Regions from separate parts of the Homo sapiens genome. Here region 2 is linked to region 1. The links are chromatin loops, found by intact Hi-C in ENCODE. Cell type or tissue: sigmoid colon. All regions are shown on one strand.

Region 1 (2,500 bases):
CTCTCTCTCTCTCTTTCTCTCTCAGCCCTTCTGCCTTTTACCATGGGATGATACAGCAAGAAGGTCCTCACAAGATGCTGGCCACTTGATCTTGGACTTTCCAGCCTCCAGAATTGTAAGCAATACAATTCTGCTTATTATAAATCACCCAGTCCCAGGTATTCTGTTATAACAGCAAACATGAACTAAGGCAATTACCTTCTGAGAGAAAAATAAAATGAACACACTGTCTCAAAGCTGGTTTATATAAGTTTGCTTTAAAAACTAAGACACAGGCTGGCAAGCACTAGTTATAAGCAGATTTAGAGTATAAGCATATTCAGAGAAACATACACCAATCAGAAAGGGACTGTTCAGAAAAGAAAATATTTTAAAAAAAAGATGACACAGAAGCAAATTTGGCTGTGCTCACTCAACCCCTGTCTAGAAGAGAGGGCCCCTTGGTTTGTGAAGAGTATTAGGTCTCTGTGCCAAGTGTGCACCCCTGAAAACAGATGGCTGCCTCAGTCCATCATGTTCTGATCTAACTAGACAGGCAACTTATCTAACTCTCCTGATTCTGATTACATGTCCACCATGTAACATTCTTATCACAAATGACTATAGGGAGGGAATGCACTAATCAGCAACCAAGAGCTCTTTATCTGCTTAATATACTTATATTCTCATCATAAATTCATTGATCGTTTTTCTAGTTTAATTTGAACCATGCACCATCTTTCCATCTGATTAACACTCACCCCATACGAGCTCCAGGAGCCATGGGTTCTTTGTCTTAAAGGGAAGGATTTTTGCCAACTGTTAGTTGTCTGGGAGTGGTCATAATTCTCACCAGAGCACTTGTCTTGCCCACAAAATGGTTGGGATTATTTTAGAGGCTTCTGGAACTGTCTGGGATCGTGTTTATGTGCCACTAGGTCTACTTGGTTTTGAGCTAGCTCCCATTTTTTTCTCACCAGAAACCCCAAGCCCTGCTCTTTCAAAAAACCCCGTTCTCCCATCTGCTAAGAAGCACACATTACTAAGTAAACACCAAGGAAAGAGAGACTTACTCGTGAATAGAAAATTAAAACATGAAAAAGAATGGGCTAGAAATTAAAGAGAACAGCCTAAGGAGGGCTTGTCTCATGAAGAAACAGGGAGACCAAATTACCTGAGCCCTAGTTTCTATTCCAGCTCAGCCCTGTGCAACCACCTTTGTAGCCTGGCAGAACTACTAAGGTCAGTGATGATCAAATTTTATGTGTGTCCTGGCTAATAAAAATACTAGTACTCATAACACTAGTGTTTACTTTTAATTAAATTATTTTTATCATAATGCTATTTAAATAGAAGTGCAAACATAAACCTAGGTATAAATTTCTTATGCGCACCCAACTATGAACTTACAGAACCAATATAATTCACATTACCTCTATTAATTTAATGTGACAGAGGATGTTACTTGCTGAAATAAAAATCACTCCTTTCTCTGTGACCATGGTCCTGAATGCCAGAGCAGGAATGTTTTTGGTTTGGCAGCCTATGCTACTGTGTGCTTGAGAGAACTTAATGTTCCCATCACAGTTCTTTATTTAAGTTACTGTGAAACTTTTACTCATAGCTTGCATCATGATGCCATTGGCCTTCCCTAATATATTATTTTTTTCTCTGTTCTTTTCCTTTCCACTTGAGGCCAATAAAGTTGTAAACACAAAAGCCAACTCCAACACAGAAATTATGTGGCAGTACTAAGGTAGGCATTTGATGACTTAGAATGTATTTACATTAATGTGCTAAAAGTTAAACACAAATTTAAGTTTAATTACTGTGGAGAACCTACACACGCTAGTTTAAGTAAATGGTAAATCTAGTCCCTTGACTGAGCATCATGTCAGGCTTTCACTCCCTCCTTCTAATGCACATGAAATATGTAAGACATAAAATCAATGTTTCCTTTCTGCTCTCAGCTCACAAAATGGTTGAGGCAACCTTATGCCTTTTTCTTTCATTTTGCACTCCGCAACTCTGAGCTTCTATTTGAGCAAGGTTATGTAAGTTGTCTGGGGAATATTCGTGGATCCCTCTTCTCAAGGAAAGCTGAAAACTGGAAGAGAATGAGATTTGCATCCTAGTGCCTATTCTTTAGTTTTGTAAAAGAGCAACAGCCTATCATTAATGGAGCAGAACAGCAGACAGGACTGGAAAAATTCCCCAACTGTTTATTTTTCCCTACTCATGCCTGCTAAAGCAGAACTTAAACCTCCCTTTGCATTCTACTCCATTTTCCCCTTCCCTTGGAATGTGAAGTCTACTTTTAGGATGGAAGAAAATAAACATTAAAATTTTACAAACTGGAAGCATTGGTTACAAGAGCTTCTGGCATATCTGCATCAGTTTTCCATTTAATCAAATAACTTAGGAGTGGAGTAGGGCACTAACAATGTTCCAAAAGACCAATAAGCCCTATTTCCCCAAATGCCCACTGATTAAAAATGCCACCTTTATCATATATAAATCT
Region 2 (2,500 bases), 130 kb before region 1:
TCCTATTCATTTTGTTGTGTGAGGCTGTTTTGCTTTTTGAAAATATATCCTTTTAATAGGGTCTCTGAAAAAAAGAGGCAATAGACACATAGGAATATTCAGCAATCCAGAATGTGAATCACATAGATCTCCAGTTATTTCTCTTGTACACCTAGATGAGGTTAATGACTGGAAGGTTCTTTTACTCAGAAATGTATGATATCAACAAAGCTTGAAGTGATTGGACTCATCCTGGAATAGGTTACTTAAAAAAAAATTTCGTGATCATCCATGTCCTCTAAAATGCAGATCATAATAGCTGCCTTTGATGATTTTTATGAGAATTTAACGATAACATAAATGTATGAACTTGCCCAGCATAATACCTAGATCACAGAAAGAACTAAACTGTTATCAGTTCTTGCTCCTCTCCCTTGTCACCTGCGAAGTATGAGTGCTGGCTGAAATAACTCGATTGTCTTTTAAATTGAAGCATTTTATATCATCTCACCCCCACTCCTAGTAGCAGCTGAAGATCTCACATGCGCTTTGTATAGATTCTTACAGGGCGCTCTTCTAGGGATTTGAATGTTGGGGCTGCTGATTCCTTTTTGGTTATTGTAAGTTGTAGACTAAAGAAAATAGCTCACTCAATGGGTTTTGGTTATTGTAATTTCTTTCTTCTTCTTTATGATTATTATTAATATTACTATTATTTTGTCTCTACCACTTGAGCTCCAGTTAGGCAATGGAAGGAAATGCTCTCTCCAAATTTTGTGCAGTAAATGGATTTTGAAATCACTGGTTTTAGAAATTTCTTTTAATAGACTTCAATTAATTGCTTCATTTAGAAGGAGTTAGTAACCACTGAGTCCAAGTGATGAAAGAAGGAGCAATGATCTTGTGGTTCCAGAGGTAACTCCAGCCTGGAGGACACAGTGCTTAGCATCAGCTCATGAATCAAGAATGAACTCCATACTGTAACTAAGCCCAGAAACGTTATCCCGAGCCAGGGCTTAGTTGACACATGCTCTGGGCATCATTAGCTGGTTAGGTCTTGCAGAAATATGAGGATCATGGCCAGGCAGAGACCTTTCAAATGATTCATTTATTCCCAAAGCCATCTTTGGCTGAGGCTCCGCAGTGTAGGGAAGCAGTGTGATGGGTTAGGATGAGCGAAGCATAGGAATAGTGACCTCAACCTTACCCTTAGCTTTTGTTTCTTTAGGTGAATTACCTCATCTCTCTAAATCTTGGTTTCTTCATGTGAAAAAAGTGAGAAATAATATTTACCAGGTAGGACTGTGACAAAGATTGAATTTTAAAGTGCACAGCAGTGTGCTTAGCACATAGTAGATTCTCAGTATATATTAGTTGCTGCCCTGTTTACCCTGTACGTTTCTAGCTTTTCCTATAAGGAAACAAGACAATGATTACTAGACTAGCCAGGGCTGTCTGTGTAAACACTGAGGAGCCCAGGCGTTGTTTGGCTGGATCTCAGAAAAACTTGCACTGCTCACGACTGGTGACTCATGAAAATGATGGGCCTTGGAAGATAGGAGCACAAATTTAGAACTGGGAGAATTGTAAAGTGGATTAAAGCTATTTACAAAACAGTGGCATTGTGCAATCAATGATCTTTGAGTTTTAATTTCTGAACAAATACATAGGACCCAAAGTTTTGTTTAAGGCATTACGAAATCATAATTATTTTTCTTTGATCCCACAGAAATAGCAACTCTTTTCTTTTCTTTCTTTCTTTTTTTTTTAAGATTGAAGATTTTTCTTGACATTGAGGAGATGAGGAAAGAAAGCTTTCTCTGCATATTTAATTTACAGGGCATTTATCCCTTCTCTGGCTGATGACCTAAAACCAAACAAATCATTATAAAAACTAGAAGAAGGAAAAAAAAAAAGATAGCAGGTTTGTGAGAAAGGGTCTTTAAGCCTAGTTAGGGAAGACATCCAGAAGAGAATCGACTCAGACAAATACAAATACTAGAATTCGAAGGGCATAAGAACTGTGAGTGGCTGAACCATTTTCCCATCCCCTGCCAGGATGTCTGAGAGGAACTTTTCAAGATAAACAGGCCTAGTACCCCGAAGGGCATTTTTTGATGCTAATAGATTTCAAAGGCTGTTTTGAAGAGGTTGTGGGGCAGGACAGTACTCAGGCATATCCAAATTATTCTTTGCATTCTTAGCAAAGAAGTTGAGCAATTTTTTAAGTCAGTCTGCAGGAAGCTCAGAATGGGTATACTGATATATTTTAGAGGTTTTCAACTCACAATGCACTTTTCAGTTGCATGAAGAGTTCACCTACTGAGTTGATTCGAGAAGGAAAAAAGCCACATCCCCACTTACTCCCCATATTCCAAGTTGAAAACATGTCTCTTTTACTCACTTAACTCTGCAAATCTGAAAATCTGCTGCTGTGGATTAATTTGTTGGACTCAAGATTTTGCTCCCTGTGGAGATTCCAAATCTTGTCATGAGCCAGTTCACCATTTTTATTACAGTT

The links. Hi-C counts contacts between places; a loop is a spot of excess contacts. Peaks named below come from ENCODE experiments on the same cell type or tissue, not always from the same donor. Only the 100,000 strongest peaks of a DNase experiment are listed, where the experiment ranks them.
Region 2: it touches region 1 in a loop (3-fold over the local background); 2 of 110 quality-filtered maps call a loop at or near these places.

What each region holds. Positions count from the first base shown.
Region 1 is chr11:95,645,999-95,648,498 of GRCh38, forward strand. No RefSeq gene overlaps it. Among named protein-coding and RNA genes, the nearest start is that of FAM76B, 140 kb to the right of the region's middle. In sigmoid colon, no CTCF peak of the experiment used is centred here; a DNase peak (open chromatin) is centred at 1,513; H3K4me3 peaks cover 583 bases.
Region 2 is chr11:95,511,362-95,513,861 of GRCh38, forward strand. No RefSeq gene overlaps it. Among named protein-coding and RNA genes, the nearest start is that of FAM76B, 280 kb to the right of the region's middle. In sigmoid colon, no CTCF peak of the experiment used is centred here; DNase peaks (open chromatin) are centred at 1,030 and 1,480; H3K27ac peaks cover 446 bases.